2 separate regions of the Mus musculus genome follow, and region 2 is linked to region 1. The links are chromatin loops, found by intact Hi-C in ENCODE. Cell type or tissue: left cerebral cortex. All regions are shown on one strand. Each heading gives the region's core, and the rest is flanking DNA. Links, peaks and the distances in the headings are about the cores only.

The links. Peaks named below come from ENCODE experiments on the same cell type or tissue, not always from the same donor. Only the 100,000 strongest peaks of a DNase experiment are listed, where the experiment ranks them.
Region 2: it touches region 1 in a loop (2.1-fold over the local background); 6 of 42 quality-filtered maps call a loop at or near these places.

Annotation. Positions count from the first base shown.
Region 1 is chr17:26,969,509-26,980,452 of GRCm38, forward strand. Syngap1 (synaptic Ras GTPase activating protein 1 homolog (rat)) reads left to right here. Exons shown (of 19, transcript NM_001281491.2): 19 at 991-2,926. The coding sequence ends at 1,137. It overlaps Zbtb9 (zinc finger and BTB domain containing 9), which reads left to right and starts at 3,671. Exons shown (of 2, transcript NM_001005916.2): 1 at 3,671-3,806; 2 at 4,048-6,695. The coding sequence starts at 4,115. The coding sequence ends at 5,494. In left cerebral cortex, for the core only: CTCF peaks have their summits at 6,123 (motif pointing left) and 8,053 (motif pointing right); DNase peaks (open chromatin) are centred at 3,595 and 4,117; H3K4me3 peaks cover 1,974 bases; H3K27ac peaks cover 1,883 bases.
Region 2 is chr17:27,022,204-27,033,147 of GRCm38, forward strand. It overlaps Bak1 (BCL2-antagonist/killer 1), which reads right to left and starts at 6,424. Exons shown (of 6, transcript NM_007523.3): 1 at 6,208-6,424; 2 at 3,590-3,690; 3 at 539-674; 4 at 236-379. The coding sequence starts at 3,653. It overlaps Ggnbp1 (gametogenetin binding protein 1), which reads left to right and starts at 7,056. Exons shown (of 6, transcript NM_027544.2): 1 at 7,056-7,743; 2 at 8,473-8,597; 3 at 10,360-10,454; 4 at 10,558-10,768. The coding sequence starts at 7,256. In left cerebral cortex, for the core only: CTCF peaks have their summits at 5,722 and 6,439 (motif pointing left); DNase peaks (open chromatin) are centred at 5,870 and 6,436; H3K4me3 peaks cover 1,643 bases; H3K27ac peaks cover 1,985 bases.

The DNA.
Region 1 (10,944 bases), core at 1,303-9,302:
CACAGTGAATGGCTTTAAACCAGTGGTTCTCAACCTGTGGGTCATGCGCCCTTTGGGGTCTAACAAGCCCTTTACAGGAGTTCCCACATCCGATATGTACATTATGATTCATAATGGTAGCAAAAGTACAGTACTGAAGCAGCGACAAAATAATTGGATGGTTGGGGTGACCACATGAGGAACTCTATTAAAGGGCTGCAGCATTAGGAAGGCAAGGGCCACTGCTCTAATATTGGGAGTCTTCCTACAAGATGTCGCTCCACATCACCTCCCAAATCCCTTCCTGTTTCCACTACAGTCAAACCTAGTTTGGGATGTTATATTTGAAAGGTCCACTCTGATAGCTGACAAAACTGAATGACAACGTCTATTTAGGGAAATGCCTGTCTTTCAAACACAGTAAGTAGAACTCTGTGCACAAGGCTTCCTGCCACACAGGCCCTCAGGGAGCACACATACAGAATGAAGTCTGTTTGCTGGCATAGGTTAAGTCCCCTCCTACAGACATGTTTTCCACCAATTTGTTTAGTACAGTCTTTTTTTTTCACAGATAAAGGAAAACTCAAGTCCTGGTTTTGTTCAAATTATTAACAAACTTCCAGATCTGTAGGGGTTTGCACTAATGAGGTTTTACTGTACTGCCTCCTCTGTTTCCTCAGTGCGTTCTGGGAAGTTCCTGCCTGGGGTGGAGGGTGCTGGGAGGGGGCTCCATGGAAGTGGGGCTGAGGGGGGGGTAACAGTTCCTGAAGTGGGCATTATATTGGAGGGAAGGTGAGAGCTAGCAGGTTTTGAGCTGGTTTTCTGGTGTAAGTCTGGTTCAAAGGCTCCTGGTAGGAGTTGGGGTGAGGTTTCCTGGAGGTGAGAAACAAACAGGAGAAGGGTGGACATGGCTGTGGCTGGGCTGGGTTTGGGTGAGCACAGCTTGGGGCCACATCCTGGCCCCGCGAAGCGTCTCAATAAGTCCGCGCTCTCCTCTTTGGTGTCTTGCAGGAGAGGCAGCTTCCCCCCTTGGGTCCAACAAACCCGCGTGTGACGCTGGCCCCACCTTGGAACGGCCTGGCCCCCCCAGCCCCACCCCCCCCACCCCGGCTGCAGATCACAGAGAACGGCGAGTTCCGGAACACCGCAGACCACTAGCCCACCCAGCATCACAGACCTCCTTCCCTGTGCACCCTACCCCAGCCCACCCAGCGTCACAGACCTCCTTCCTTGTGCACCCCACCCTGGAACATCACCAACCACCAGGACTGGACGTCGCCAAGGGACAGCGGGATTGTCTCCCTTAATGCCTCCTTGGGGCACCCATCTGCCGACCCCACTACTCCATTCTAGGAGGGAGAGTGGGACCCTCAGCTGCCCTCTTTCACCCCAGTACACCACCTACCCCACACAGACCCCTTCACTCTGGGGTGCTATCCCTGTCCTCTGCCTCATAGTTCCCCTGAGCACTGGGGGGACAGACCCTCACCCCCACACTGGGGGTGTGGCACCTCCAAACTTTCAACTTCAGGGTGATTTTTTAGCAGTAACCAGAGCTGACAATCTATAACTCCCCTCTACCACCCCATTTTGGCCTCCCCTGCCCCCCCTTGTTATGGGGAGGGGACCCCGGGTGAGGGGGCCCTATTACCCCTTGATTTCTCAGGAGCGTCTGGGGGGGCTCAGCACGCACAAACTCCTTCTCCTCTTTCCACTCTTACATTAACTCTCCCCACCCAGAACCCAGATGGGGTGGAGGGGGCCACCGGGGCAGGGAGGGGGCGGCAAGGGGGGAATGGGAGTTGCCTCCCCTTCTTCCCACACCTGATCTGCTCTTGGCTGGTCCCAGAGCGGGGTGAGGGGGCTTATGCCCCCCCCTCCCCCAGTGTGTTGGGTGGGGTGGAATTGAGGTTTGGATGAGGGGGTTAGGGTATAGGAGGCCATGTGTGTTGGGTTGTGGAGGGACAGACTAGCTGATCTGCCCTACCCTGACATGCAGCCAGCCCTCTACCCCTTCCCTCTCTTGTCTCTACTCCCATGGGGAGGGGGGAACTTACTCTAGGAAAAGCCATGTCTCTCTCCCCCAGGATGGGGGGACCTGTGTTGGAGGATGGGTGTTTGGGGGCCCCCTTACATGACTCTGTCCCCTGGGGGAGGTAGGACAGGGCTGGGCTTCCCTCTCACCCTCACCCTCACCCAGTCTCCCTCCCTCCCGCCAGCTCCATGCTTTTTCGGTGTTTTTCTGTACATAGCTCTCTGGCGGTATAGGGGAGGTAGGATGGATGGGGTTTGGGGTGGGTAGGCCATGGAAGGGGAGAAACCCCTCCCGGGTACCCCCTCTTCTCTGACTGCTGCCCCCTACCCAGCCTTGTCTCTTCACTCCTTGCGTTTGGTATTGAGAATTCTTCCCAGACTCCAGACTCGATCTTTCTTTTGTATGGACAGCTCTCCTTCGGTCTAACCCTCTACATACACCCACCCAGCCGGGGCCAAATTTATACTTATATAAAAGTTGTAAATATGTGAAATTTTATCCCATGCCCTTTCCTCTGCTTTCCCCATCAGGCCTTACCCTTGAACCTCCTCCCTCCTCTTTGGCTGTTGTAATTATCTGGGGTTTGTACTGTACATAATTGGGGAGGGGGGCTGGGAGGCGACCCCTCTGTACAGAGCTTCCTGGCTCCCTAGCCCCACCCCTCACTTCCCTCCCCACCCACCACCTTAAGAGTAGGGAGAAGATCTTCTTACTCTTTTTTTTTTTTTTTTTTTTTGCTGTTTGTTTACTCGTTCTCCTTCCTGCCCCTGCTCCCAGACTCTTGGTCCCCCACCACTGCCCCCCCTTTTCTCCCACTCCCAGGCCCATTTCCTTTTTTTTTTTTTCTTTTCTTTTCTGGAGTGTGTGGTGAAACAGAAAAATCATGTTTAATAAACGGAGATTGTTCTTTTATCACTGGGCTGACTTTTATTTATTTTTGGATTTTCAAGACAGAGAGTCTCCTTGTGTGGCTCTGGCTGGCCTGGAACTCTGTAGACCAGGGTGGCCTTGATTGAACTCAAGAGATCTGCCTGCCCCTGCCTCCAAAGTGCTGGGACTAAGTGCTGCCTCCCCCGGCGTTGGGCCGACTTTTTAGCCCGGGGTCTCCAGAACGACCTGAAGGGTGACAGGGACTACTTTTGGAAAGAACAGTCCTCTTACATTACACACTATACCACCCAGTCAGGAGAACAATATATACCGCAGGGTCTTCCTGGTGAAACTCACACTCCCGCTCTCTCTCCGCCGCAGCACTGGACTCGCTTTAGCGCCCCAAAGACTCCAAGTGCAGGGTCTGTGCAAGACCCTCTTGACTTAGGGCTTAATTGTGAGGACGCTCCTCTGCGAAATGGAGGAAAGGACCCAGGTCCTCAGCAAGCGTGCGCTCCAGACTTCAGACCCGGTTGTCCCGCGTGCACGCGGAGGGCAGCAGCACCTACCTCGCGCGGCGGGACGAGGGAAGCAAGCCTTACTGCGGAGCCCGTGGCTCCCCTCACTGCTACTCCAGAACTGAGGGAACCGCCTTCCACTTCCGCCGCCCTCCCCAAGCCCCGGCCCTCCGTCCGCACAGCCAATGAGGAGACGGCTTGTAGGCTGCCGCTCTCCCATTGGCTGCAGAACTGGTCCCGCCCTCCGTGCCTGGCCGCATTGGCGTCCGGCGGAACTGCGGTAGCTTCCGGCCGGCCAGGCGCACTGGCGGTTGAGGTGCTCCGACGCGGTCGCGCGTGCGGTGGGGGCGTGTCGGTGGGACGTCGCGGGGCCGGAGCTCACTGAGCCGGCCGGAGCGAGCACGGTGAGGAGGGGCGAGCGGTGGCGGAGGGCGACCGGAGCCGGCGAGGTGGGGCGCCATCCCTTCCCTCCTTAGCTTCCGCTGGGCCTGGAGGTGTAAACCCTGGTGTTTTGTTGGGTTTCCTGGTGGGCGGAACTAATATACAGAAGCTTGTCACCGAAGAGTTTTCAAGGGTCGGTGGCGAGCGGCTTGAGACAGGTCTCATACCCCGAACTTGTGTGACCCCAGTCTCTTTCCTCCGCAGCCTTCACCCCGTATAGAACCCTGCACTGCCCGACTCCCCGGGATTTATTTCTCTTCCCGAGGTAGCCATGGATGCTTCGACTCCTTTGCCTCCCGCATCCTCATCTCCGAGATGCAACCCAGCCCCACAGACAATCCACATTGAGTTCCCTCATCATAGCTCTTCGCTGCTGGAATCCCTGAACCGCCACAGGCTGGAGGGAAAGTTCTGTGATGTGTCCCTCCTGGTTCAGGGCAGGGAACTTAGGGCTCACAAAGCAGTGTTGGCTGCTGCCTCTCCTTACTTCCATGACAAGCTGCTTTTGGGGGATGCGCCCCGACTGACTTTACCGAATGTCATCGAGGCCGATGCGTTCGAGGGACTGCTTCAGCTCATTTATTCAGGAAGCCTCCACCTGCCGCTGGATGCCCTCCCTGCCCATCTCCTTGTAGCCAGCGGCCTTCAGATGTGGCAAGTGGTAGATCGGTGCTCAGAGATTCTTCGAGAACTAGAAACGTCTGGTGGGATTTCAGCCGGTGGAAGAGCCTCCAGCCTCACACTTATTTCCACAACATCTTCAGGAGGCTGGTGCATTCGCTCTTCCCCTTTCCAGAACCCAGTACGCTCCTCTGCTTCTACAGAGAATTCTGTTCTCCCTGAGAGCCCCGCTGGAGGGGAGGGGAGTGAACTAGAAGGAATGTTACAGATTCAGGTGAAAGTAGAGGAGGAAGAGGAGCAGGGGTCAGCAGCTCCACTCTTTCAGACTCCTCAGCCGGAGAGAGTGTCGGGAGGGGTTTCCCAAGCTTGTGGATCCCACCCATTGCCTACACCTGCTCTTCCCAGCAAGCCTTCAGAGGATGAGAGCTCAACAGTAGATCCTCCTGCCCCTCCTGTACAAGCTTCCCAAATCTTATATGTGAATCAGGAAAACGTTGAGTGTAAGGAGGAGATAGCAAGAGGCACAAAGGAAAAGACCAAAGTACTATCTGGAGAGGACTCTGAGGAGAAGGAGGAGCTGAGATACTTGCTGTCCTCAGGAGGAGGGGAATCGTCTGGGGCAGGAGATCCATCGTGGAAACCAGTGGATCTTCATGGGAATGAAATCCTGTCAGGGGATGGAGGACCTGGAGGAACAGGGCAGGCTATGCATGGGCCTGTGAAGCTAGGAGGGACACCCCCTGCAGATGGGAAGTGCTTTGCTTGCTTGTGTGGAAAACGGTTTGCAGTAAAGCCGAAACGAGACCGACACATCATGTTGACGTTCAGCCTTCGCCCTTTTGGATGTGGCATCTGTAATAAACGTTTCAAGTTGAAGCATCATCTAACAGAGCACATGAAGACCCATGCGAGAGCTCTGCATGCGTGTCCCCATTGTGGCCGTCGATTCCGTGTCCAGGCCTTCTTCCTTCGCCACCGGGACTTATGCAAGGGCCAGGGCTGGCCCACTTACCACTGGACTTACAAATGACTACTGGTGCTCTCTAGTGATTTCTAGGACAAGATAGCCCCTGCTGCTGCTGGACTCTTACCTTCACCACCTCAGTCCTGGATTGTATAATCATTCCAAGAGATTATATATATTGTCATGAACCCCTTACTCTTGGGTATGGGTCTCACCCTGGTAGTCCAGGTTTAGACAGACTTTAGAAAATCATGCTTCTGGTCACTTAACCTAAATGGCCCTTTTTGTATTGATAGCCAGTGAAGGAACTGCTGAGCTCAGATTAATGAGAGAGGAGTTGGGGCATAGTCACCCAGTAACTCTTAACTTCATCTTCATGGGGGGGAGAGGGAGCTGGTCTCCAACTAGGAATGCATTTGATTCAGAGCTCAAGTAATTGCCAGACTAAGGTCTGAGCGGCTTCTCCCTCCCTGTTAGCAGTATTCTGTTTCTGTACTTTCTGTCATTTTCCAGATGCTTTTTAGGTTCTCACCAGTATACACCTTTCCCAAATATCCTTTTAAAAATACTTGAGTGGGGCTGGAGAGATGGCTCAGTTATTAAAAGCACTCTGCTCTTCTAGAAGTCCTGAGTTCAATTCCCAGCAACCACATGGTGGCTCACAACCATCTAAAATGGATCTGATGCCCTCTTCTGGCATGCAGGCATACATGCAGACAGAGCATTCATACATTTAAGAAAAATGTATTTGAACATGCAACAAGTGTGGTGCACACATTTAATTACAACACAGAGGAGGCAGAGGCAGGTGGATCTCTTCTAAGTTCAAGGCCAGCCAGGGCTACACATGGTGAGACCCTATCTTTAGGGGTAAAAATAGTACTTGAGCACTTTAGCAAACTGAGCATTTCATATTCTATTCTGAAAGTCCATAGTAGAGTGTATTCCCTCAGCAGCCTTCACCTTGTCCGCCTTTCACTACCACTGATAACTTGCTTATGATCACAATGACAGATATGACCCACGAACTCAGGAGATGGCAGGTGACCTACAAAGCTCTCAGGGTGGCATTTGCTCTCTGAGCAGATCGCCCTGCTTAGAGGAACTCAGGGTTGAAACCACACGTGGTGAAGTCTGCAGAGGAGCTACAATGGGACCGTACTGCTTTCTTCACCCACACTTGGTAGAGGTAGAGGGGTAGATAGTAGAATGGAGGTGAAGGGAAATTTAAGGTTGTTAATAAACTCTGCCCTGAAATCTAAACTGACAGTAGACTGGCTTGAGTGAGTGCTGTGGAGATGCAGAGCTGAGCTGCAGGAGAGCTGAGCTGCAGGAGATGAGTGTGTTCCTTTCCCAGCCAGTTACATCAATGGGAGAAGAGTGAGCTGGTATCAGAGACTTGACATGGAGAGTGCTATCCTGGACTCGGGCAGGCCCTGCTGCTGCTGAGGACCCTCAGGTGAGTTACTTTATGTCTCAGAGTCTGACCTGCTGCTACTGCTTGGTTCTCTGTCTTGGTTTGTCGAGATCTCGTCTTACTATATAGCCCAGACTGGCCACAAACTCAGGATCCTCCTTCCTCAGCCTGTGTAATACTAGGATTACAAGCACATATTGACATGTCAGGTTTATGTCCACTTTTTGAAAGGCTTTGGGTCACATAATATTAGCTTAAATTATTTCCTAATTTCTGGCAGTATGCATAATGTTAGATGGCACTTTGATTTATTCTATAAATACTTAGAACAGAGCAGTGTGCGAGCCCCTGGTTTTCCCTCATTGGAACAATGTCTCAGTGAGTAAGAGTACTCAGTGCTCAAACATGAAGACCTGAGTTCAGATCCTAGCACTCACGGAAAAAAACCCAGGTTTTGGGCTGAACAGAGGGTTCCACGGGCACCTACTGACAAGCCTGACATCTTGAGTTTGCTCCCCAGAACCCACATGGTGGAAGGAGAGAACCTGCTGGGGGCAGCAGGGCAGCCTGCACAGGAGAGGAGTGGGGGAGAGGAGGGAGGGAGTCAGGCATGGGTGGTCCATGTGGTTCACAGCTCTTGACTGACTAGCAATCAGGTGCCTCTTTATTTATATAGGTTTCACAGAACACAGACAGATTTAATGATTATCCAAGAAGTACAGATTGTGTGTTTGATTTTTCATTACATGTCCAGGGCTACAAGCTCAGTCACCATTAGAAAACACAAACAGAACAGATTTTAATAAATCTATTTATTTATTTTGGTTTTCCAATACAGGGTTTCTCTGTATCCCCCTGGCTGTCCTGGAACTCTGTACACTAGGCTGACCTTGAGCTCAGAGCTCCACCTGCCTCTGCCTCCCAAGTGCTAGAATTAAAAGGTGTGGGTCATCATCACCTAGTGTCTTGGGTTTTTTGTTTTGTTTTGTTTGATTGGTTTGATTGGTTTGGTGCTGGAGATTGAATCCAAAACCTCACGTTTGGAATTACGAATCTCACAAGTGAGCTACAAACCCAGCTGAGTCTTGATCTTGTGGCACTGGACTGAAAATAAGTTTCTCAGGCTTAGATTTTTCAAAACTTACTTTAATAAGGTTTCTTACACACTTTAACCTCCCTTCTAGCCCACCACCACTAGAGGGAGAGGAAAGGTTAACAGGGCAAAGGAGGGACGTGGGCCTGTTTAGAAATAGTTCTTGCCAGGCGGTGGTGGCGCACACCTCTAATCCCAGCACTTGGGAGGCAGAGGCAGGCGGATTTCTGAGTTCTAGACCAGCCTGGTCTACAGAGTGAGTTCCAGGACAGCCAGGGCTACACAGAGAAACCCTGTCTTGAAAACCAAAAAAAAAAAAAAAAAAAAAAAAAAACCCGAAAGCAAAAGAAATCAATCGTTCTTTTGGGCAATTCCATTCTTCATTATCAGGATATTGCCAGTTCAGTTCATAGGGAGCAGCAGCAGCAGCAGGAGCTCGATCCACTCACAAACACCATTCATGAATCAACAATGACAGTTTGATCCAGAAGAAACCATGAGGCTCTGCCAATCACCCTGAGTCCATGGAATGCGGCAAGAATTACCAGAAGTTCTTTGGTGTGTTTCTACAAACTCATAACAAACAATGGTCAGCAAAGAAGGCAAGGCTAACCAATGCCTCAACATGGTCAGTGAAGACCAGCATCAGCAAAGCCCAATAAAGACCAGCAAAGAGTGGCAAGGTGAGCCAATGCCACACAGTCATCTGTGGCCTGTTGGGTTATTTCTACCCTTTCCAAACATGGGTTTCTCTGTGTAGCCCTGCCTGTCCTGGAACTCACTTTGTAGACCAGGCTGGCCTCAAACTCAGAAATCCGCCTGCCTCTGCCTCCCGAGTGACATGTGTCCTCTTAAGTATCTGCTCTAGCAAAACACATGCCCTTTTCCCAGTCAGCTTCCAGAAAAACACCACATGTCCTCGGCAAAACCCTTCCACATAAGACAGTTTCCAGAAAAACATCACATGACACAACTGAGCCGCCAAAGAAACCAGAACTTTCCACTTTAGGCATGGGTTGAGGATGTGAGTTAGTGGTAGATGCTTGCCTAGCAAGTACAAAAGGTCCACAAAATAAGTAAATCTCAATAAGCCTTCAGGTTCATCCCTGTCCTCAGCCAGAGCATCTTATGCCTCAGTGTGACTGCAGTCTTGAAGGAAATTAAGTCCCGAGTAGAAGAGGGAAGCGTGAGTATAGTTCAGCAGAGACCCACTGAAGACAGTTTTCCACCTGTGACCCATCTGGGATACCTTAGAACCTCAATGTTGTAGAAATTTTTAACCCAAAACTAGGGTTTCTACCTTTTCTTTAACCATTTAGTTCCCAGATAAAACACACACGCAACCTTTATAATAAGCCTTAATCAGCCAGCACAAGAGCTAGGCAGATCTCCTCTATGTTCTTATGTCTATTTCCCAGCCAGTAATCTCATATAATCTGCCATGTTTCGTCTCTGCTGCTCTTAATTCCAGTTAGCCAACCCACATGGCCGTTATTTTAAGATTCTTACCCCCATGGCAGTTTCTCCTCTATATCACCTTCTTCTCTCACTTCATCGTTCTCCTGACTCCAAGCCCAGGAACTATAGACCCCACCCATGTCTGTTCTGCCCAGCTGTTGACTGTCAGCATCTTTATTCATCAGTCAGGGATAACTTGGGGAACAAAGCCACATGGTATCACTGGGTCTACATGTGGTCTCAATTTAGCACAGCAAAACACCTCAGTATATGTAGCATATACTTGAGTATTGAAGAAAGGTTGAGCCTGCCCAGCTACCTCCATTTGGCCTGTAAATTTTAAGGCAGGGTTAATGTTTTGTTTTGAGAGTCTCTGGCTGTCCTGGAATTTGATTTGTAGACCAAGCTGGTCAGGAACCTACAGAGATCCTCCTGTCTCTGCCTCCTGCGTGGTGGGATTAAAGGTGTGCCTGACACTCTTTAATCTTTATAATACTTGGTTATCTTGTGAGACAGATGCTGTGTTTAATCATTACCTGATAATGTCTTTTTGTTCTGGACACATCTTTGCTGAGCCCCTCAGCAATCTTACCTGTTAGTTGTGTGGAAACATTAAATTGGGACTGGAAAGGTGACAGTTAACACTTCTGCTCTTACAGACGACTCAGGTTCAATGCCCAGCACCCACATGATGGCCCACAACTGCCTATAACTCTTGCCCCAAGGGACCCAACTTCCTCTTCTGGCCTCCTATGGCACCAGGCATGCACATGGTGCACAGATATACAAGCAGAAGGAACACTCATACACATAAATGAAAATTTAATAAAGATAACCTAGGCATTGTTGACACGTGGCTTTAATCCCAGCACTCTGGAGGCAGAGGCAGGTAGATCTCTGAGTTCAAGACTAGTGTAGCTAAAGAGCAAGTTCCAGGACAGTCAAGGCTACACAGAGAAACTCTGTCTCGAAAAGCCAAAAATAAGAAGAATAGAAACAAAACTGCAAGTATAGATTGAGATTGTTGGGCTGAGCTGAGCGTGGTGATGCAGAAGGAGCAGCAATTCAAAGTCAGTGTCAGCAAAGTCACCTTAAAACCCAGTTTAACGACATCCTGAGCTATACAACACTGTAAGGACAAAAAGAAAAGAAACTTTTGCCAGATCCCTTTTCAAAACAGCACCCCAAGAGATCAGGTGCTTTCATGAAAAGTGACTTGGATAAATTACCTATGTCCTTCATGGCAAAAATCAAGAGGTCATGTGACCCTTATCTTGACTCCTTAATCATTGTTAACATACAAGGCATATATTCTTAAACTGTATATGTGTGTGTTTTATTGCATTTATTGTGTGTGTGTGTGTGTGTGTGTGTGTGTGTGTGTGTGTGTGTGTGTGTGCATGCTGCTTGCGTGTGGAGGTCAGGGCAGCTTGCAGAGTCAGTCCTCTTCTGCCACATCAGTGTGGAGCTCAAACTCAGGTTGTCCGCCTCAGCAGCAGCACCTTTGTCCACTGAGCCATCTTGCCAGACCCCTGACCTGCTGTGTGA
Region 2 (10,944 bases), core at 1,516-9,515, 53 kb after region 1:
GCGTCAAAGCAGGGACACTGACTTCCGGTCCTTTCCCTGTTCCCTAGGTTTCACAGTGGTAGCCTATGGCAGGCTGGGATGCGGTATCAGGTGGCCTCTTAGAAGCCATCCAGTTGCAATTGGGCTGGCGGAAGTTGGTATGTTCACCCTGACACCATTCCTCAGCTGGGGAGCCCATCCTATGGAGCGTCTGAGTCTGCGTCATGCGTCTGCGGGGTGGAGGATGGGCTGGTACCTGGAGGCGATCTTGGTGAAGAGTTCGTAGGCATTCCCGGCTGTGGGCTGAAGCTGTTCTAGTAAATTCTGGAACTCTGTGTCGTAGCGCCGGTTAATATCATCTCCGATGAGAGCAAGCTGCCGACCCACCTGACCCAAGATGCTGTAGGGATGAGCATCAGTCAGAGAGCTGGAATTCTGCACTGGGAACCGGGCTCAGGGCAGAGGGGCGCCTCCATGGGGTGGGGGCAGACTTTCCACCTAGCCCTGTCTGAAGGTCTGATAGGGCTCCCAGGACTTGTACCCCAAGGCTGGAGCTTACCTGTTGGGTTCCAGGGGCAAGTTGTCCATCTCGGGGTTGGCAGGGGCGGCCGCCCCCTGGGTCTCCTGTTCCTGCTGGTGGAGGTAAAAAACGTAGCTTCGAAAGACCTCCTCTGTGTCCTGGGCAACCTGCTGTTCTGCAGATCAGAACTGGGGGTCAGCAAAGGCAAGCTGTCCCAAGCACCCTCCTTGGACGCATCCCCACCCCCACTCTCACCCCCATGTGAGCATTCAGCCCGCATGAGAGTTAGTCCTGGCACATGAGGGAGCTCCAGCCTACAGATGGGGAAACTGAGGCACGGGGGTGGGGGTGGGGGGCTAAGCCATGTATACAGGGGTCATGCGGCCTGGACAACTGGGAGGAATTGTTTGTTGTCTTGGTTGTCAGCTTGGTAAGAGTCACCTCTGGGCAGGTCCTACTGTGTTTGCCAGAAAGACTGAAGAAGGGAGGGCCTTCCTCACAGTGAGCGCACCTTCCAGTTGCAGTGCCGCTGCCTGCCCTCCCCCACTGCCTGCCCTCCCCCGCTGCCTGCCCTCCCCCACTGCCTCCCCTCCCTCACTGCCTGCCCTCCCCCACCCACTTGCCCACACTTACTGCCCTCCCCCAATGCTTGCCCTCCCCTACTGCCTGTCCACAGTCACTGCCCTACTGCCTGTCCACAGTCACTGCCTGCCCTCCCCAAACATACCTGTCTACACTCACTTCCTGCCCTCCCCCACTGCCTGCCCTCCCCCATGCCCATCCACCCCACTGCCTGTGGGTAAGTACTGCATCTCGCTGTTGCTGCTTTCCTTGTTATCAGCACCCAGCTGCCCCAGCCTTCTGCTGTGCAGAGACCCAGGGCTGTCCAGGAACCCTTCAGGGCTTTGACACCAGACTGGGACTTCTGGGGTTTGTGCCTTGTGACCAAGCAGCTGCCAGGTTCTTGGCCACCCCAGCATGTAGATGGCCTTCGCTGGACAGCTCGGGCCCGGCCAGGATCCTAATCAAACAAGTCCCCTTGTCATCTCTGCCCGCTCTCGGTTCTGCTCTTCGGAAGAGCCTGTTGCAGAATGACAGCCCAGAACTGGGCTCTGTGGTGGGAGTTCTGGTTTCTTTAACCCCCGAGTTGGGCTCTATGGATGCTTGTGTTTTAATCCAGGCGTGGGATGGGCGGCTTCTTCAGACTGTCCACAGCAGCTGACCATGAAGTTTCCTGCTCTAGTGGGGCATGACTTGTGCCAGCTGAAGATAGATGAATTTTGGGGACTCTGGAGAGCCCCAAGAGGGCCTGTGGCAGCTGCTGCTGGTTCATTGCGTTTGCTACCCCTGGACTGCTGGATATCCTGACGACAAAGATTGGCCTTTCCCCAAGGAACCCAACCACCCTGACCAGCAGGAAGTAGTGTATTTTGTTGACTGAAAGAGGTCTATGCCCCCTTTCTTGTCTAACTTTCTTTCTCTCCTACCTAATGTTGGAGGGTTGAAAGGAATTAGGGTGGAAAGGGATGTAGCCTTCTATAGGTTACTTCAAACTGATTAGGGTCAGTGGGTTTCTTGGGGCAGGTCCAATCTTCCTTGTTTGAATATCCAGCAGTCCAACAGTAGCAAATGCAGTAACAAGGGGGGCAGCTGCCGCCGCCGCCACAGACTCTCTTGCAGAACTCTCGAATTTATAACCTCTCCAGAGTCCCCAGAACTAAACTATCTGCAGCTGGCAAAAATCACATCTCCCCAGAGCACAAGACAATCCTAGTTAGCAGCTAGGGACGGAGTGAAGCAGCCCCTTATCCTACACCTGGGATTCAAATGAAAACATATTCACATAACATAACTTTAAAAAAATGAATTTCAAGATTTATGTTCATATATATGAGTACTCTGTTTGCGCATATGCCTTCACGATAGAAGAGGGCATTGGATCCCATTACAGAGAGTTGTGAGCCACCATGTGGTTGCTAGGAACTGAACTCAGGACCTCTGAGAGCAGCCAGTGCCCTTAAACACTGAGCCATCTCTCCGACCCACGTAACTGGGTTTTTGTTTTTTGTCTTTTTGGGTTTTTTGTTTGTTTGTTTGTTTTTGGTTTTTTGAGACAGGGTTTCTCTATGTAGCCCTGGCTGTCCTGGAACTCACTCTGTAGACCAGGCTGGACTTGAACTCAGAAATCCGCCTGCCTCTGCCTCCCAGTGCTGGGATTAAAGACGTGCGCCACCACTGCCCAGCTATAACTGGATTTTGTAAGAAACCAGAATTCTCACTGCAGGGCTCCTGAGCTGTCTGGGTGGGATGTGGACCCGAGGCCTTGGAGTATAGGAAATGGGAGGAACCAAGTTGAAATTGGGGAGTCTTTGCCTCAAAAGTCAAAGGAGAATAGCTTGTTTTTCACTGTTTTGAGACAAGGTTCTTCTACGTAGCCCTGGCCAGCCTGGAACTTGATGGGCTAGCCTTGACCAGGCTGGCCTCAAATTCATAGAGATCCTCCTCCCACACCTCCCTGGCGTTGGGAATAAAGGTGTGCGCCCACAAGCACTGTAGGGATTGGTGGTTTTGTTCTGAGGCAGGGTCTTAGTCTGCCTCACTCAAGCCCAGGCTGACCTGGAATTCGTTCTGTAGGACTGACCGACCTGGGATTGCAGACATGAGCTACCACACCCGGCTCACACAGACCTGGGATGTGAACCCCAAGTCCAGGGACCAGCCTGATCTCCACGCCCAACCACTTCAGAGAAGAGAAAGGTCAGCCATTTCACTTCCTCTCCAGAGTTCATGATAATGCCATTCCCTGTCCACAGACCTGACTGTAAGAAGCCAGGTCACTTCCTCCTTTCTTCCACTGCGGCAGCCAGGCGGGGTTCTTCTAACCCTCCCTCCCTCCCTCCCTCCCTCCCTCTGCCTGCCCCTGTGACACATACACACACACACACACACACACACACACACACGCGCATGCATGCGCACACACACCATGCGCATGCATGCGCACACACACCATGCGCATGTGCGCACACCAGTCCAGTGTACTTCTAAGTCTTGTACTTAATGAGGTTCTGAGGGGCAGGAGGCTCTTACCAGAAGGGGACGGGGACTCATCGCAGCCCACCTTCGGGGGACCTGGTCCTTGTCCAGATGCCATTTTTCAGGTCTTGGTGGAGACCACCGTCACTTGTCACCTGCAGAGACAGGTGAGAGAAAGCAGAGGTGAGGCGCGGGTAGTGATGTGTGACCTTAATCCCAGTACTTAAGAGGCAGAGGCAGGCAAGCCAACCTGGTCTTCCAGAGAGGATAGCCAAGGCTATACAGTGAGACCCTGTCTCAAGGAGGAAAAATGGAGACTAACCCCAGAGTGTTGCCCTGGTTACCACAGAGCAGGGCACCCCACTTCCTCAACTGACAGGAAGACCTTGCAATCCTCTGGGACTAAAGTTCTGCCACCTTGAGGGCCTGGTGGTATCTCCTGGGAGCAATTTGAATTCAGCACCTGGTTGCACCCCTTCAGGGGAAACACAAGGACCATTGAGGCAGCTAGGCAGAGACCAGGCGAGGTCAAGGTCTTGAGAAGGCTGCGACATAGACACAGCTCTTTCCAGTCACTCCCGGACAGCATGAAGCTGCTTTCAGAGACTGGTATGTGTGTGTGTGTGTGTGTGTGCGTGTGCGTGTGCGTGTGCGTGTGCGTGTGCGTGTGTGTGTGTTGTCCTTCTTCCTGGGGTTTCTGAGGCTGCCGGTCCCTTCCTCAGCCTGGCACCTCCCAGGTGGGACATGAATGTTTTCCAACAGGGCCTCTGGGCAGCAAACTCTACCATGGACTCTGGCCACTTAGGAGAACTTTGCTGTGTGTTGTGTGTTGAAAATTCCCGTTCGTGCTGGGTGTGATGGGACATGGTTTGATTCTAGTGTTTGGGAGAATCCTGGCAGTTTGGTCTACATATGGAGTCCCAGGCCAGCCAAGGCTAGGTAGTGAGATATAGTCTCAAAAAAAGAAAAAAAGGAAAGAAGGAACAAAAGAAAATACTCATAACACAGGTATGGCCAGTGCCTGTGCCTGCTTTACAGATTGGAAAAATAGGAGCAGAAAGAAATGGTTACCTGGGCCACGTGGCCAGAGAAAGACATTTGTCTGGCAGAATGATTGTTTTGTTTTTAACATATATATTAAACACACACACACTACATATGTACTACTCTACCTGCTCTCCAACAGTAAGCCTCCAGGGTGGTATTATTATTGATATTCCTATTATTATTATTAAGAGAGAGAGAGATCTGGGTGGAGTCAGCGTCCCCTGGCTCTGCTGGCCAGAGGACCTCATATGGTTGGTTTTGTGTGTGTGTGTGAACGTGTGTGAAGGTTAGGGGTAGTTGGTCAGTTCTCGGGAATGGGTTCTCTCCTTCCACCATGTGGGTTCCAGAGATAGAACCTGGGTTGTTACACTTGGCTGCAAGCCCCTTCATTTGCTGAGCTATCTCACTGGCCCAGAATTTTTTATTTTTGAGACAAAGTCTCAGGGCTTATTTCACAGTTTGTCCCCAGGGCACCTCTCCTTCCAACCACTGCTTGGAAGTGAGCTGGGGTCTCTCACAGTCTCCCCAGTGTACCTCACTGCTACAGCACACAGTGTGCCAAATCACACCATACTCTTTGGTGCTGTCTTCTTTGGTTATTGGTTTATTTATCTACCTACCTACCTGTCTATTTGTTCATTTCAGACAGGTTCCCTCTAGGCAGCCTGAGGAAAGTCTTGTATCCCTGATCCTCCTGACTCAGCCATTGGCTGGCTGGTGTTATAGCCACACCCAAGCCCGTTTTCCTCTTTGACCTGTCTCAGAGTTCGGTTAGTTCCTGAGGCAAGACCTTTCACTTTCAGTTTGCACCCTTTCAAGAGTTCCCACCCCTATGTGGGCCACCTCCATCACTGCAGGAAGCACTCTTTGAAAAGGGGTGGGGGAGGGCCGGCTCCCCTTCACCTCCCTCTTCATTGATGGAGACAGGGTGAGCAGACAGACCCTCCTCTTGCCATCCCTGAGAGCCAGGCCTCATCAAGACAACCCTCTGCTGGGCATAGTCTACCCAACGGCTCCTTCCGGGATAGGGTGCTCTTCCTGGTACCTTGTAATCCCAGGCCAGCAGGGCCAGGGGACGCTGACTTCATCCACATCTCTCTCTCTCAAAATAATAATAGTAATAATAACACCACCCTGGAGGCTTACTGTTAGAGAGCAGGAAGAGTCTCAGAAAAGCCCTCCACAGCCAGTGCTGCCCTGGCCCACCTGGCCCCCATCCAAGTCGCCTTGACTTCCCATTATGTCCACTGGCTGGGCCCAGGATGCATGTTCCTCACAACCGACCACTAGGCTGTACCTAGAATCATTCTGGGGGAGGACTGTCCGTGTCCTGGTACAGCAGGGAGTATCAACCGTATAATTTCTGTCTCTGTTCATGACCTTGACCCTCCCCTCCTTCCACATAAAAGTCCAGGGCCACCAGAACCGGGCAGGAAGGGGCGCTTCTGATGTATAGCCAGAGGCCCTGTGTGAACCATGCCTGCAGCTTCCCTTTCAGAACCTCCCAGGGAAGCCACATCAAGGCCTCCCTCCTCACCGGGTTGCCGATGGAGGTTTCTGCCCCACCCTGGGCCAGAATTGCCCAGGATTAGGACGGTGGGATTTGGCACTGGCTGCCCGTGTACCTGAATGACTCTGCTCCAGATGTGGGATGGCTCAGCCGTGCAAAGACGAAGACCCCGAAGGGCTTGCTGGCTGCTTCCAGGGGCCAAGGTTTCAGGCCTGACTGGCAGGAACTGGTATCAGTGGATTCATGGTGCTGGATGCCGCCTCGGGTTGCCTCTTGGCCCAGGAAACCTCGCGACTTTGTGACCATAGAGGAGGTCCCAGCTCCCGGCAATGACCAGCTCCCTCTAGAGGAAGTTCTCGGTGGCCGCCGGATGCAGGCGCTCAGGGAGGCTGCTGCTTAGGGGAAGGTCCTCGGCCGGGCTTGGAAGCAGCTACAGCCTCCCCTGCCTGCCCTGTCCCAGCCAAGGGGAAAAGCGTTCTGTTTTCTGCCTTTCCTGTCTCTGATTCCCGGGCCTCCTCTTCCATCTTCTCCCTCTAGTGAAAAGCAAACCACAGACAACAACAAAAACCAGGATGAGCTGACCTGCAGTCCCAGCGTTCAAGAGGCTGAAGCAGGAGGATCATGAAATAGAGGCCAGCCTGTGCTACTAACACCCTAAAAGAGAGGAGGAGGAGGGGGAAGGGGAGGAAGAAGAGGAGGAGGAGGGGCAGCTCAGAATTTGTGCTGTCCTAGATCCCTGCAGCCTGGCAGCTGCAGGGACTGATCTCAAACCCAGAGTAAACAGGAGTTTATGGATAGACAGGAGCATATGATGTCCTGTTCTCAGCGTGTGCACCCTCCTCCCCCCCCCCCCCGGCCGCCCTATCTGCCTTCAGCCAGGCTTCCACAGCCTGTGGGTGCTGTTGTGTTATGTCTCACCATCCCTCAATCTCCAGCCTTCCTCTGAGACCTGCTGAGCTGGACCCTGGCTAGCTCCCTCTACCCCTCTACCCGCTTTCCTTCCAGTAGACCCCCCCCCACCAGCCTCCAGTTATAGCCTCCCCCCACCCCCACCTCCTCTTTGCCTTCTAGAACTTCTGGAAGTTTCCAACTGGAGGTTTCTGCTAGCAGTTGGTCCTGGGCTGGCTGCCATGGCTTCTCCCTGAGTCGGGGTCCCACTCAGGATGGCAGCCCCGGCGCGGACCCCTCGGTCACGGATCTTAGGCTGCTCCTCCATGCTGCGCTTTCTCCGAAACCTGGTGGGGAGTAAGGGCGGTTCTAAGAGCACTAACAAGCCCCTGACCAGGAGCCAGCCCAGCTCCTCATGGGAGCAAGATGTTGTCTCCCCAATGATGGGCCACCAGGGAGGTCGTGGGAGGAAGGAGCCCCGGGCCAAGGTCCACTCTGCAGCTTCCTCTAATGGGAAGAGGGAGCCCCCGCCCAGGGTTCTCTCTGCAGCTCCCTCCAACCCGAGGCATGATGCCTTTGAGCTGGGCACTGGGGACTCAGGGTCCCAGACCCTCACCTCCAAGGATGTCCCGAAGCTAAGGGCCCAGGGTGTTGAGGTAACATCAGTTCCTCTCAGAGGAACCTGGGAGGTTCTGGAGCAGCTACCTGAGAAGAAAGGAGAGGAGGAGGAGCCAGTAGGGGAGGTCTCCGGGGCCTCAGACAGGTGAGGGGCTGGTGCTGCTGGTGCTAGGGCTGGTGGGGTAGCCTGATCTAGCTAGAACAGAAGGAGGATGCAGGCATGAGGGCCATGACTAGAAGCCCACAGCTGTAATGGGCTGGGGTAAGGGGTCCTGAATAGTGAAAGCCATGAGGGACAGTTAAGGGTCCCAAGGGAGGGAGGGTCAGCAAACAGGGCTGTGTGAGGAGTGGCTGGGAACTGAGGTGTGGCTTCAGAGTGGAGTACCGCCTGCCTAGCACGGTCCAGGCCTGGGTTTAGTCCCCAGCACAACAAAACACATTGGTGGCACACATCTTTCATCCCAGCACTCAGGAGGCAGAGGCAGGCAGATCTCTGCATTTGAGGCCAGCCTGGTCTACAGCTAGGGCCACACCGAGGGGTATCTTGTCTTGAAAAAACAAAGAACAACCAAAGAAAATATCCTAGAGGCTAGGAAGGGTGCACTAGAGTCTGGACAGAAGTACGCTGAAGTAGGCTCTGCTCCAGCCTGTACCCCTACTTTCCTGCCTGGCTTTCTCTCCCACTGGTCTTAGCAGCAGTTCCCTGTCTGGAAGGTGCCTAGCTCCCCACATCCTATGTCCCCCAGAGGTGGTAGGGAAACCCCTCTGTTAGCTATCCCAGGGAACAGAGCAGGTCCGTGGAGAGACTCAAGGTAGAGTCAGGCCACATTTGTGGGTGTCCCCTGACCCCACCTGACTGTGGCTTTGGGTTTAGGGAGCATTTTGGCCAGGCCCTGGAGACAGAACAAGGATGCTTACAGTGGGTTCCGGGACCACTGGCGCTCACCCCTGGGGCCTTCATCAAGGAGGAAGAGGATGAACACTGCCCAATTGAGTTTGGTAAGGATGCAGGTGGGAGGGGCAGAGGGGAGGGGAGCAGAAATGGATGCCTCTCCTCTAAGACTTCTGGGGGTGGGGGTGGGGCAGGAGCCCAGCAGGGCATGAGGCAGAATCTGAGGTTGGAACCCCACTTGCTCCACGCCGTGTCATGTGACAGAGGAGCATTGCTGGGTATCTCTGCCTACTCTCCTCACCCATAAAATGGACATGGGCAACAAGGGCCTCTGAGGCATCTAAAGATCAGTGAGGTATCAAGGGCTAGATGAAGGCTGAGCACACAGTAGGGCCTGGTACACAGTAGGCACCGTGCTGCGACTCATTCTAATCCCAGCACTTAAAGGGGCCCAAGAGAACTGAGTTCAAGCCTAGCCCAGCTTCTTCAAGGTGCTGTGCTGCAGGATATTTGATCACACCATGAACCCCAAGATTGTTTTATTTACTGAGCTTTAAAAAAACCTGGTTCTGGTTGTGGTGTGACTCAGTTGTAGCACACATCTTTAATCCCTCTGGCTGGGATACAGACAACACCTTAGTACATACCTTTACTCCCTCTGAGTGCAATACAGACATATCCTCAGCACAGGCCTTTACTCCCAAACAGTGAAGGTAAAGTGAGTTTGTAGAAGGAAGCAGCCATGTTTGAAAGTGATGTCTCATTGAGTGGCAGACAAAGTGATGAATCAGAGAAAGATTTGACAGAATGGGATCTGCCCAACTCAGAGAAGAGAGAAGAAAGGGAAGCTACTTGAGGGGCAGTGGAGAGAGAGAAGGAGGCATTTTTAACTGGGAGAGTTGTGCAGAGACAGGTTGAAGAGAGAACAAGCCAGACTGAAGTGAAGACAGACAGACAGACAGACAGACAGACCAGAGAATGAGAAGGAACCGGAAGATTAGAACAGATGGCCATATTTTGAGCCCAGGAAGAAAGAAGTCAGAGGCTGAGAGAGAAGCCAGATTGGATCAGTCATCTTGGAGAGGAGTTTGAGCCAGAACAGCTGAGTTGACTGGCCAGCCAGAGCTCAGAAAGGACTAGAAAGGGTGAGCAAGTCTCAGAGGCTGAAAACATCCTAGGCCTAGATTAGACTGTACAGAGGACTAAGCCTATGTTAGCCAATGGAGGCAGTAAGCCTTGGAGAGGACAGTTACATCAGAAGAACAGAAGTTACTTTTAGGGGCTGGTGAGATGGCTCAGTGGGTAAGAGCACCCGAGTGCTCTTCCGAAGGTCTGAAGTTCAAATCCCAGCAACCACATGGTGGCTCACAACCACCCATAATGAGATCTGATGCCCTCTTCTGGTGTGTCTGAAGACAGCTACAGTGTACTTACATATAATAAATAAATAAATACATAAATAAATAAATAAATAAATAAATCTTAAAAAAAAAAGAAGTTACTTTTAAAAGAAAGAAAGTAATGGCCATAACAAAGCTAAGCATAGCAGCCCACATCTGGGATCCCAGGGGGCAGAGGAGGAAGGTCAGGAGTTCAAGGCCAGCCTTCAGTGAGGTATCTCAAGAACACAGAACAGCAACAACAAAATCACAGAAAGTAATGAGACCAGGGGACACACCATCGGTCTTTAGGTAAAGAACACTACTGCCAAGCTTGAGACCTGAGCTGGCTTCCCTGGACTTGAGTGGTGGAGAGTGAGAACTCCTGTTCACATACCCGTGCTGAGCTATGTGCCTCTCCCCTCCCCCTCCCTCCGAGACCGGCCGCCCATCAACTTTCTGTCAACCTCAGATGTCACTACCTTCACAGGAGACCTCAAGCCGTCCTCTTGCAAGGTGGGGTCCACCCCGTGGAACTATCTCCTTGGCTTGTACAAGCAGCTCCAGAAGTCAGCCATGGCCAAGGTCAGTGGGGTCAGGTCCCCTCCTGTCTTCCTTTCTTTCTGGTTTTGGGAGGAGGGGACACAGACCAAGAGTCCTGACCACCCCACCCCCCACCCCCGCACAGGCTCAGAGACCAGCTGCGCCTCAGTTGGCTCTCAAGGATGGCTTGCCCCACGAGGAGAAAGGGGAGAGAGAAGAAGCGGTGGATGAGAGCTGTCCCAAGTGGTGTGCCCCTCGCGCCTCTAGCGACGAGAGCTGTCCCAAGTGGTGTGCCCCGCGTGCCTCCACCTACCAGTCGCCGCTGCAAAAGAAGTTTAGGTCTACAGATACAGTGGGTAAGTGGTGTATCGACCCACTGGAAGCCCGGCTTTGACCCGTGGCTTAGGGAAGAAATGCAAGCATTGACCACCAGGTGGCAGCAGAACACACACGATGACTGGCTTTAGACCGGCTGGACTGTTGATCTCAACTGTCTGGGACCCCTCACCCCGGCCCCACCCAGCTCCAAGCA